Regions from separate parts of the Homo sapiens genome. Here region 1 is linked to region 2. The links are chromatin contacts, found by Hi-C or POLR2A ChIA-PET in ENCODE. All regions are on one chromosome and are shown on one strand. The core of a region is the stretch at or near the end of the contact, and the rest is flanking DNA. Distances in the headings are between cores, read along the strand shown. Region 1 holds the start of PRR15-DT (PRR15 divergent transcript). Region 2 overlaps CHN2 (chimerin 2).

Region 1 (5,215 bases), core at 838-3,337, 110 kb after region 2:
ATGTCCTCCCCGTACACAAGGGTTATTTGTAAGATGTTGTTATTAAGTTCAAAGTTGCTGAATATAAATGAGAAAGGGCATGCAAAATAATCTTTTTTTTTTGTTAATTTCAGCAGTTAGTAGAGGTTTGCTTATTAGTAAAATGTTGACCATTTTGTTAAAATCACACTTGAGGAGCCAGTTGGCAGAACTTATTTTCTTTTCCTGAATTTTTTATTTTCACCCATATGCTCAACCAACAACGTAAAAACCCACCTCCATAGCTCCCTAGTGGTGATGACTCCTCAGATAAAGGCATTCTTCCATGATTCAATTTCATCTGTAAAGTAATGGCACTATGATGAATTATCCCATTCTCCCCTCAAAGTTGGTGGCCTGCCTTTGTTCAATCCTGCTTCTGTGATTGAAAGTTTATGCTCTAAAAGTAATCCCGAGAAATATATAAAAATGCATGACTTCCAAATACCCTGTGCTGTGCATATCATAGAAATTCAAAGAATCCCAAACTAAAAAGTAAATCATATATTCATATTTTTATCTTTCACAAATTGAAATACTCTCTAAAAATTTTTTCTACTAATTCTATATTGCAAATTATTTGAGTTAGGCAGTATGTCTTTCACTACTTTTTTTTTTTTTTTTTTTTTTTACAGACAGAGTCTCACTCTGTCACCCAGGCTGGAGTGCAGTGGCCGGATCTCAGCTCACTGCCACCTCCACCTCCCAGGTTCAAATGATTCTTGTGCCTCAGCCTCCCCAATAGCTGGGAATACAGGCGTGCACCACTACACCCACCTTGTTTTTTATTATTATTTTTAAGTAGAGACAAGGTTTTGTCATGTTGGCCAGGCTGGTCTCAAACTCCTGGTCTCATGTGATCCACCCGCCTCGGCCTCCAAAGCGCTAGGGTTACAGGCTTGAGCCATCTTGCCCGGCTGTCTTTCACTGCTTTTATACTGCAAACAGTTTTCACAACAGAGATGCTCAGTTGCTCCACACCCAGTCCTTCAGGGGAGTTATGCTTGCATATGAGCTCAAGGAACATCAAAATCGTTTTTTGAAACAAGAGCATCCTGGAAGATGAAGCAAGCTGCACCTCTGCCTTCATTAGTGAAAATGCCCTGTGCCAATATCTTTATGTCAAATGAATAAAAAGTACTCTTGGCCGGGCGCTGTGGCTCACGCCTGTAATCCCAGCACTTTGGGAGGGAGGCCGAGACGGGCGTATCACGAGGTCAGGAGATCGAGACTATCCTGGCTAACACGGGGAACCCCGTCTCTACTGAAAATACAAAAAATTAGCCGGGCGCAGTGGCGGGCGCCTGTAGTCCCAGCTACTCGGGAGGCTGAGGCAGGAGAATGGCGTGAACCCGGGAGGCGGAGCTTGCCGTGAGCCGAGATCGCGCCACTGCAGTCCAGCCTCGGCGACTGAGCGAGACTCCGTCTCAAAAAAAAAAAAAAAAAAAAAGTACTCTTATGTGACCAGGAGTGCAATCCCCGGTTCACTTCCTGCAGTGGCTCAGGGCTGGATTTACACTGCCCTCGTTGGGTGGCTGTCCATGGACTTCCAGGCCTGAAAGAAGGAAATTCACATCCTCACTGAGTCGTGTTAAGAGTCTCAGACTGGCAGGTTGTGGTGGTTAAGACCGTAGAAGCTAGAGTCAGGCCCCCTGGGTTCCAACCCTGCTCTGCCACGTACCAGACAGGCAAACCTGAGCAACCATTTTCCCGTGCTAGGGTTTCCTCGCCTGTCGAGTGAGAATAATAATAATAACAATACCTACCTCCTAGGGTTGCTGTGAGAAATAAATGACAATCCACAGAAAGCGCCTGCAACGGCGCCTGGCTGGCAAACAGCGGACTTGTTAATTACAGCCTTTCAACTAAGGGCGCCTGAAACTCGCAAACATTTTGCTCGGGTGTGGATTCGCTCCCGTTAGTTACAAACTTGGGATCCCGGGACCCGGAAAGCAAGGGGGAAAAATAAATCGCGATGGGGCCAAGGGACAGCTGCTGCGGCAACTTTTACCCAGCGGAGCCCACCTACAGCCTCAGCCTCCGGGTCTCAGGTCTCCGCCGTTTCTTCTCAAGGAGTCGGTCGGGGGAGCGGCACTGCACAGCTTTTCTCCAATCAGACACCTCAAGGCTGGCGCCTGATCCAATCTCCTCCCCTGGAGGGTGGGAACGCGAAGTTCCTACCTGCACCTGTGGCAGCGGTGACCGCCTCCTGGGTTATTTTCTTTTCTCCCCCAGCTGCCCCAGGGTTCTGGTTTCCCGAATCACTTGGCAAATAACCAGCAGGTGGGCAGATGTCTTTTTTGCGTTCCTACGGACGCGTAGGCAAGTTCGATGCGCCGGAGTGAACAGCCAGGGTCCCATCTCTCAGCCGGCTCCCGGGCGGTGCTAGCAGGGAAGAGGGACGCGCCGGCGAATGAAACACTACTAGCCCGGAAAGCCGCCCTGGACCTTCCACCCGGGCAGCGAGTCTGGCGGCCCCTCGCCGCCGCCCCCTCCGACCAGAACAGACTGCGCTGCGAGCCCCGGGCTTCCGCCGCAGCGCGCAGCAATTGGAGGTGCCAGAGGAGACCAGCAGCAGCACTTGATTTAGCTGGGCTGCGGGAATTCCGACCTGTACACTTTCCAGAAGCCTGATCTCTCCAAGTCCGCGCCCAGGGACTCGAGCCCCGGCTTCCAGGTTGACCCGAGCGCGCCCCCTTCGTGCTCTCGGCCGCGTTCACCGCGCGAGGCCTCCGGGTCCTGTTAAGCCCGAGCAGGTGAGCGACTGGGGGTGGTTCGGCGTCCGCCGAGACAGAGCCTGGCCCCGGGGGTCACCCTGGGGTGCTGCCTGGTACCTCCCAGGTACCCGCCTCCCGGAGCCCTAAGAGAGGCTGAAAACCACGGACGCTCCAGGACTCCGTTTTCTGTACTTTTGAGTAATTTGCCATCTTTTCCTTGCGCAATTCGTACAAAGCCCTTCCGTGCTCACAAAGTTGATGATTGTGAAGAAGAAAATGTAGGTTAGAGGAGAGGAAGCAGCATCAGGACACCTTACCACCACTGTTAGTAAATGACTTGGGGGTACGGGTTGCTTTTCCGATCTGCAAAGTAGGAGGGAATGGGATGTTTGCAGACGCAGTTGCTAATTGTGCCTGAGGGCGTGGGTGCCTTTTGTACCGAAAGAACTTTTGGCCGTTTTTTCTTGTATTGTTTTCAAGTCGCTGCCCGAGTGTGTCCTCAGGGCATCCTGGGGAGGAGCCGGTGTTGCGGTTTCGGGGCGCAGCCGAGGCCGCCCCGCCGCCTCCCGTAGGCGATCAGACTTCCTCTCCCTGGCGGTTCCGGGAGGAGAACCTCCTACAACAAACACCGCCGAAGTTTCCCTCTCCAGCGCGATCGCCAATCCCAGGAGCGCCCGGCGCGTGGGCTGGGAAGGAGCCGAGCGGAAACCTGGAAGTGAGCCGCGGCGCAGGCGAATCCTGCCGTTGCTGGTGGCAGCGCCCAAGAGACCCCGCACAGAAAGTGGGCTGGGAGTCTCGCTTGCTGTACCCGCACCTAAGTGCTCAGAAGCGGCCTTTCGCTCTGCAGAGGGGGGGTCTTAGAAGCTTGGGGAAGAAGCACATTGTTTCGGAGTTCCTTGTTGCGTTCTTTCTCCTTGGGAGGAGGGAATTGCACAAGGAAAAGAAGAGAAGCCTTTACTTTGTAACTGAAATTCTCCAGAGTTGAGTTGCGTCGTACAGACTCGGTGCATATTTTAATACAAAACTAAGGGAAGAGGCCATTTGATACTTGGCTTCATCTCAACCGTCAGCCGGGGGTGACTTCAAACAGACGCAAGATTGGGCTCTGGGGAGTAAAAGGAAGAATTAGGATGGCGGTTTTCAAGGGAAGTTAAGTCTAGACATGCTTCTTTGAAAGTCACAAGGCAGAAGTGGTCAAAAGTAGAATTTAAAAGAACCAAAACAAATATCATAAGCTTGTCCTTCTCTCCTACTGGGATATAAATTCTCCTAAGTATCTCATCGAAAAGGCTCCTGGGACGAAAGTCGATGGGGGCAAATCTTGGAGGGAAATTTCGTGACTGTTTGACCATGGACTAATTAATACCGTTCACCTGTAGAGAGGATGCACTTGGTTCCCAGCGCCCTCCTCCCAGGTGCTTATCCAAAGGGAGGCCGCCCTGGGTCGGATGGGTCACCTTTTGGCGTCCATCTACAGTCAAGCAGTGTGGACAGGGCGGTCATTTTCCCTCTAGAGACGGGTTGATTCAGAGGGGTGGGAACGTCCCTTGGGTCCCCCGGGCACGCTGACCACTGCACTGCACTTCCCCTGAAGGAAAGGCAAAGGTTGAAGCCAAAGAGTTCAAGGCTCAGCCTAGAGACCAGGTGATGGTGCCCTGGAAGACACTTCCGCCAGCACCCTATGGGGCGCAGTGGCGTCTAATGCTAATGTGGGCTACGTAGCTACGGGATTGGGTCGCTCCGACCCTGGCCGATCCGGTGCCAGACAGCATAAGGGAGGAAAGGGGACTGGGGGGGGCACGTGACTTCAACCAACCCAGTAACCAAGTTTTGTTTTCTTCCCCAGCACAGGCCGCTGCCTCAGCATCCACCCCGCAGCCCACGTGTGGCAAGCCGGGGAAGGGGTGGAGTGAACGGCCGGAGACCACGTGGAGAAAGGGGCCGCTTTGGCCCTTCCATCTGGGTGCCGGGAGCCCCTAGGCCCTCCGGCCATGGCCGACAGCGGCGATGCTGGCAGCTCCGGCCCCTGGTGGAAATCGCTCACCAACAGCAGAAAGAAAAGCAAGGAAGCCGCAGTGGGGGTGCCGCCTCCCGCCCAGCCCGCTCCCGGGGAGCCCACGCCACCTGCGCCGCCCAGCCCGGACTGGACCAGCAGCTCCCGGGAGAACCAGCACCCCAATCTCCTCGGGGGCGCCGGCGAGCCCCCCAAACCAGACAAGTTATACGGGGACAAATCCGGCAGCAGCCGCCGCAATTTGAAGATCTCGCGCTCCGGCCGCTTTAAGGAGAAGAGGAAAGTGCGCGCCACGCTGCTCCCGGAGGCGGGCAGGTCCCCGGAGGAGGCAGGCTTTCCTGGTGACCCCCACGAGGACAAGCAGTAGCCCCAATAGCCTGCGCGCTCCAGGACTGCCTACCCAGCACTACCCCAAACCCCCAGTTCCAAACCCGAGACTTCAGGCCCGCCCCCTTACGCGTTGTCT
Region 2 (5,733 bases), core at 1,675-4,174:
ATGGGGGAAGAGGCAGAAAAACATCATCTATGAGGGGACTAGTCAATCCAGAACTAACAGAGATGCTACAATGAGCAGACAAGGGTGCTTAAATGGGCGTTATAACTGTATTGCTTATGGTCAAAAAGTTATGTTGAGACATGGACCATATAAAAAAAGATCCAAATCAAACCTTTAGAAATGAAAATTCTAACGCCTAAGATGTAAAGTACACTGCATGTGACTCACAGCAGACTAGAAATTGCAGAAGAAAAGATTAGAGAGATTAAAGACAGAAATAGAAACTATCCAGGAATTTTTTTAAAAACAAAAACATCATCAGTGAGCTGTGGGACAACTTCAGACAGTCTGATATATGTCTAACTGGAGTCCCCACACAGATGAGAGAGAAAGGGAGGACACAAAAATATATGAAGAAATAATGGCCTCAAATTTTCTAAATTTGATGAAAGCTGTAAACCCAGAGATCCAAGAATCTTAGCAAGTCCCAGGCACTAAAATCTATACCCAGCACATCATAATCAGGTACCTCAAAACCAGTGGTAGGAGGGAGGGGTTTCAAAGGAGCACAAGGACAGTTTTTGGTGAGAGGGATATGTTAATTTTCTTGAATGTGGTGGTAGTTTTCCAGGTATATAGATAACATGATATGTGATATGAGTGACAAGTGAAAACATTTCAAGTTGTGCACTTAAAATATGTGCTGTTTATTGTATGTCAGTCATAACCCCAATAAAACTGATCTATTAACAAACAGTAACAACCCTGGGTGCATATTAGAATCACTGGGAGAACTTTGCAAAAAAATAGAAATTTCCGTCTTCAAAGGTTCTGGTTTAGATAGTCTGGGATGAGGCCCAAGCATCCGTATTTTTAAGAGCTTGGCAATTCTATTTGGCAAGTTTGTTTGAAAATCACTGGAAAAAGGAAACTGCAGAAACCTTCCCCATTTACATGAGCTGGTGGTTAATGACCTTTATTCTGACTAAGCAGTTTTATATTTCAGGGATATGGCCCTTTGAGGTACAGTGTTAATTTCCAAGTTCTGAGTTTTCTGTATCTAGTCTTTCCACTTATAGGTACGCAATACCTTATTTTATTAAAGAATGGGATTTTGATACCTCTTTCCTTATTTTTGAAACTTTCTGGGTTTTTTTTTTCTTTTAGAACATTAATAGCTTCTTGATATTCCCAGAACTTCACAACATCATGCTCAAAGTGGGTCCATTGATTTCTTAGTCGTTGGAAATGATCTTGACCTAGTCATCTGAAGACTTCTAAACTCCACTTGAAGAAACACACAGCAGCTTTCTCCTAATTCTTTCTTTAGTTTTTACTTTTAGTTTATACATCCCAGCATGTCACTTCCCTGCTTAAAGTCATTCTTCACCAGCTACCCCACCCCAAGCTTTTAGATGTGACCCAGTCTCCTAATACATCCTGTAAGATCCCGCCTCATAGATCACTACCCACTTCCCTTACTTTCTTCTTTCTAGCCATAATGAATTTTCATTTCTGTAATAGATCACCCTGTAACTCACCTCCAAGTCTTTGCAAATTCTATTCCCTTTGCCTGAAATATTCTCCTGGGCTTTTTCTCACTGTTTGGCTATCTCCTTCTCATCCTTAAGGTCTCAGAGGAGTCATCACTTGTTTTGGGGAGTTGGGGAAGGCTTTGTGCCCCAGAGCACACTATATCTCCCCCACCTTAGCAGTTATTGCTCTGTATTATAATTGTTTGTTAGCTTCTGTTATCCCCAACCAGACTGTAAACTCCTTGAGAACAGAAACCAGTCCTGGCATCCAGTACAGGGCATGGTCCATACTAAATGTGTGCGGAATTTAATTCACTGTAAAAAATGGTGCTACCTCGCCCTTCATCAAACCCAGCATTTCTGATTTACAAGTTACCAAGTCAGCTCATGGACATTACTGCTCAAATTCAGCCATAGGAGCTTCATACTGCAAGAGAGACTTGATAACTTTGCAGCATTAAGTTATTTGCCGGCAAGTTAAACTTAGCAGAATAAACCCAGAGTGAAGTGTTTCCTTATTATTTCACACAAGGGAAAAAGCAGAACAACTTAGGAATTGCAGGAAAAATGGGAGGCTCTAAATAATTAAGGTGTGTTGGAATTAAGGTGAGTGTCTGAAAAAAAATAATCTATGTGTCAGGAAACCTGGTTTGAAGCGGTAATAATGGAAAGCAAATCTGAAGTTGTCCTTAAATCAATAGAAATCATTCAGATTCTTATGGTGGGAGACTAATAAGTCAGAATCCGTCCTGCAGGCCCAGAACAGAGGTAAATAGGCATCATTTTGTAAATAAAGTATTATTGGAATACAGCCACATCCATTCATTGAAATATAAAATATGGGAAAGTTCGTACTACAATGACAGAGTTGAGTGGTCCAGACAGGACAGAGACTATATGGGCTACAAATCGTAAAGTATTTACTGTTGGTACTTTACAGTTGCTGATCCTTGAGCTAGGAAATGAATAAGATTATTTGCATTCATTCAGAATCATTTATGGAGTTCTGTAGTATGTTGAGCACAGTGCCTGGCTTATAGTTAACTCAAATAAATGTGGGCTGTGATTGACATTATAGTGGTTGGGCATTGATGAACAGACACTGGGCTCAGGTAAAGGCCCTGCTACAGAAGGCAGGGGTACAGATGTTCAAGGCATGTGAAGTAATTTAGGCCAAGGCCAAGCCCAAAGAGCAAAGACAAACTGAGCTGGGTGGTAACTTGGTGTTTACTCTGTTCTAAAGCAAACCACTCTTGGAGAATGTTTTTATCACTTTCTTTTCTCTATTTCCAGAGAAAACGATCACAGGCCAAGCTTAATTTGTGGTTAGTCAGTATTTCACTCTGAGTTCCGTGAAGTGGCTTCCAGGATCTTCCCTAGGGGATGTGGTACAGGTTTAAGAAATTCAGGGTGTGTATTTCACATCAATTGAAGAATCTCTTGAAGGCAAACAGAAAGGTTAGTTTCTTCTGTTTGCAGTGCACACTTTTGTTTGCATGTGAGCATGAATCATCAGTCTCCTCACTAAGCATAATCCAAGCAGACGAAGCTCAAATTAACACTAAAGGAAGGTAGCAAGAATGAGTTTGTTTTTAAGGATTTTGTGGTAGGCAGAATAATGGCCTCCAAAGATATCAGATCCTAATCCCTAGAGCCAATAACTGTGACCTTACCTTGGCAAAAAGGTTTATGCAGATGTGATTACATTAAGAATCTTGAGATGAAGAAGAATCTTGGATAATCTTTGTGGACCCTAAATACCAGCACCCGTCTCTTTTTAAGGGAGAGGCAGAAGGAGATTTCACAGACAGTCACAGAGGAGAAGTCCGGGGGAAGTGGAGCAGAGAAGGATTTGAAGATCCTGGGGTGGTGCAGCCACAAGGCCAGGCATGCAGGAAGCCCACAGAAGCTGGAGGAGGCCTGGAACAGATTCTCTCCTAGCTCCAGAGGGAGCACAGCCCTCGATTGCAGCCCCAAAAATTCTTTTCACACCTCTGGCCTCCAGAACTGTATGAGAATAAGTTTGCCTTGTTTTAAGCCACCAAACTTGTAGTAATTTGTTATAGCAGCCACAGAAAACTAATACAGATGTATTCATCAGATGAATGGTAGGTACATTACTTCATTACTTCTTTTTTTTTTTTGAGATGGAGTCTTGCCCTGTTGGCAGGCTGGTGTGCGGTGGTGTAATCTTGGCTCACTGCAACCTCCGCCTCCCAGGTTCAAGCAATTCTCTGCCTCAGCCTCCCGAGTAGCTGGGATTACAGGCCCCCACCATCACGCCCGGCTAATTTTTTTATTTTTAGTAGAGATAGGGTTTCACCATCTTGGCCAGGCTGATCTTGAACTCCTGACCTCGTGATCTACCCACCTCGGCCTCCCAAAGTGCTGGGATTATAGGCGTGAGCCATCACACCCGGCCTCATTACTTCTTATACCATAATAAATAAGAAAGAGAGAGAAACAACAACGCACCCCCACCACCACCACATTAACTTCTGCTTTAGCCACACAAGTAAGAACAGATGGTAAATAATACAAGTTACTGGACTGGGGTTGGAAGAGATTTTTGTCTATTATGATGCTGAGAACAGTGCCCAGAACATGTAACATGCTCAGAAAAGAGCAACTCAATACATAAATGATATCAAGGCAGGTAAAGTTCCGTGTGAATTGTCAGCTTGTAATGGCATTAGGACCCTGGATGGATACTGTGATTAAGCGTGGTGCACAGACAGCTGCCTGTTTGAGAGCCATTTGTTACCAGTCCATGGCGAAATGGGTACAGAAGTACAGAGGTCTTCAGAAACTACTTCTTACTGCTTTCTTTTAATCCACTGATTGAAAAAAATGACATAGTTGATAAAGAGCTGTTGTAAATTCAACAATGTTTTTAAAATAAATTTGTAATTAATTACAAATTTATTAATTAATCACAATATATTACGTTTTAAAATGGTCATATACGCGAAGAAGAGAGAAATAATTTTAGGAAGCTGTATTTATTCCAAATGTAGAGAATTCTCCAACCACATATAATAATCATGAGCCCCTGAGAGTCCATGACCTGGAGGTTCAAAGCTACAAGCCAATCCCACCAAGGAAACTAGGGTGTGAAGGCACTCTGTGATTAGCCCCCCGTCTTACAATTTAGTTAGCATCCGAGACAGGCCCAAACCCAGAGCTTGTGTCTTCTGAATCCCATTCCAGTGCTTTTTTAGTAGCCACTGATGTGACATCTCATGGACCTCCTAGAGGTGGTCTCCTAGGCAACCTGGTGCATGCCCATAGGCCTAAATCAGGCTAAAGAAGGAAGGTCATCATGACCGCCACACCACCCGTGGAGGACAGCAGGGTCCTTAGGGTCCTGGGCAGGTTGCACGTGTGTGTGGCCTTGCACTGAGACAGGCCACACTTGATTTAATGCCCTGCTGTTGCCTTCTTGAAGTTCTTAATAATTTTCAAAAGAGAACATGCAGTTTTATTTTGCATAGACCCCTACAAATTATATAGTTGGGACTGTGCAAGCAAGGCCGTTTGGATCCAACTTCATTTTATTTCTAGTTTGCTTCTGCTGTCATTCTGGAGACACAGCCTTCATTATTGCACCTCAGGATCTGACAGACCATCATCTCCTGGGTGAGGACACAATATCGCCAGGCTGGGCCTCGGGTGAAGGAAGGGAAGGGTCTAGAGCGCAAAAGTTAAGGAGGCCCTTACTCTTGGGGGTGTGTGAAGGCAGAGCCGGCACCTGAGAGGGAGTACCCCTTAAAAATTGCAGCTCACTTTCCTCACCCAAGTCTCATCCTGTAGTACACCTGCAGTATGCCTGTAATGTTCCTGCAGACACCTGCAGTACAGTATTCTCCTGCTTCCTTTGCCTCTGCGTGCCTCTGTGGTCACTGAATTTTCATCAGCCAGATCAGGTGGCACACAGAAACCTACCCCATTGACTTGTTCTTAGATTTTTCTAAAAGTGTTCTTTATTTGCTCAGTCTCTGTTAAGGAAGAATTACATTTCCCCATTCTCTGCAAGACTCGCCATGGTTGGCTGGTGCATGCTCTACTGTGTAAGTGTAATTTGATATAAAGCTGAATTGTCAATAGCATGAAACATTTTATAGGAAGAGTGAAAGAGTAGATGGTGGTCTCATTCATTCTGTCCCGGAGAGCAAGAGCAGTGTGGCATGGTAGCAAG

What was found. A loop is a pair of places that touch in the nucleus more often than their neighbours do. ChIA-PET counts read pairs that join two places held with the same protein, here RNA polymerase II (POLR2A). Pooled maps may share reads with other maps.
Region 1: a map of PC-3 shows a loop between it and region 2 (10-fold over the local background). The contact joins the promoter of PRR15-DT here to the enhancer-like site in region 2. A Hi-C loop is called at or near these places in 2 of 168 maps with a recorded cell type or tissue (Caco-2 and PC-3) and 3 of 50 pooled maps. POLR2A ChIA-PET finds 5 or more read pairs at or near these places in 2 of 52 experiments (PC-9 and activated CD4-positive, alpha-beta T cell).

Annotation. Positions count from the first base shown.
Region 1 is chr7:29,561,604-29,566,818 of GRCh38, forward strand. It overlaps PRR15-DT (PRR15 divergent transcript), which reads right to left and starts at 2,088. Exons shown (of 2, transcript NR_183550.1): 1 at 1,785-2,088. PRR15 (proline rich 15) reads left to right here and starts at 2,232. Exons shown (of 2, transcript NM_175887.3): 1 at 2,232-2,774; 2 at 4,582-5,215. The coding sequence starts at 4,727. The coding sequence ends at 5,116. RefSeq lists an enhancer at 3,855-4,718.
Region 2 is chr7:29,447,112-29,452,844 of GRCh38, forward strand. All of the region lies in intron 6 of CHN2 (chimerin 2), which reads left to right. Among named protein-coding and RNA genes, the nearest start is that of PRR15-DT, 110 kb to the right of the region's middle. Within about 2 kb of position 2,925, at least 4 of the 41 ENCODE cell types and tissues checked have a DNase peak (open chromatin) inside an H3K27ac peak, as active enhancers do; they include PC-3 and PC-9, where a contact is called at or near this core.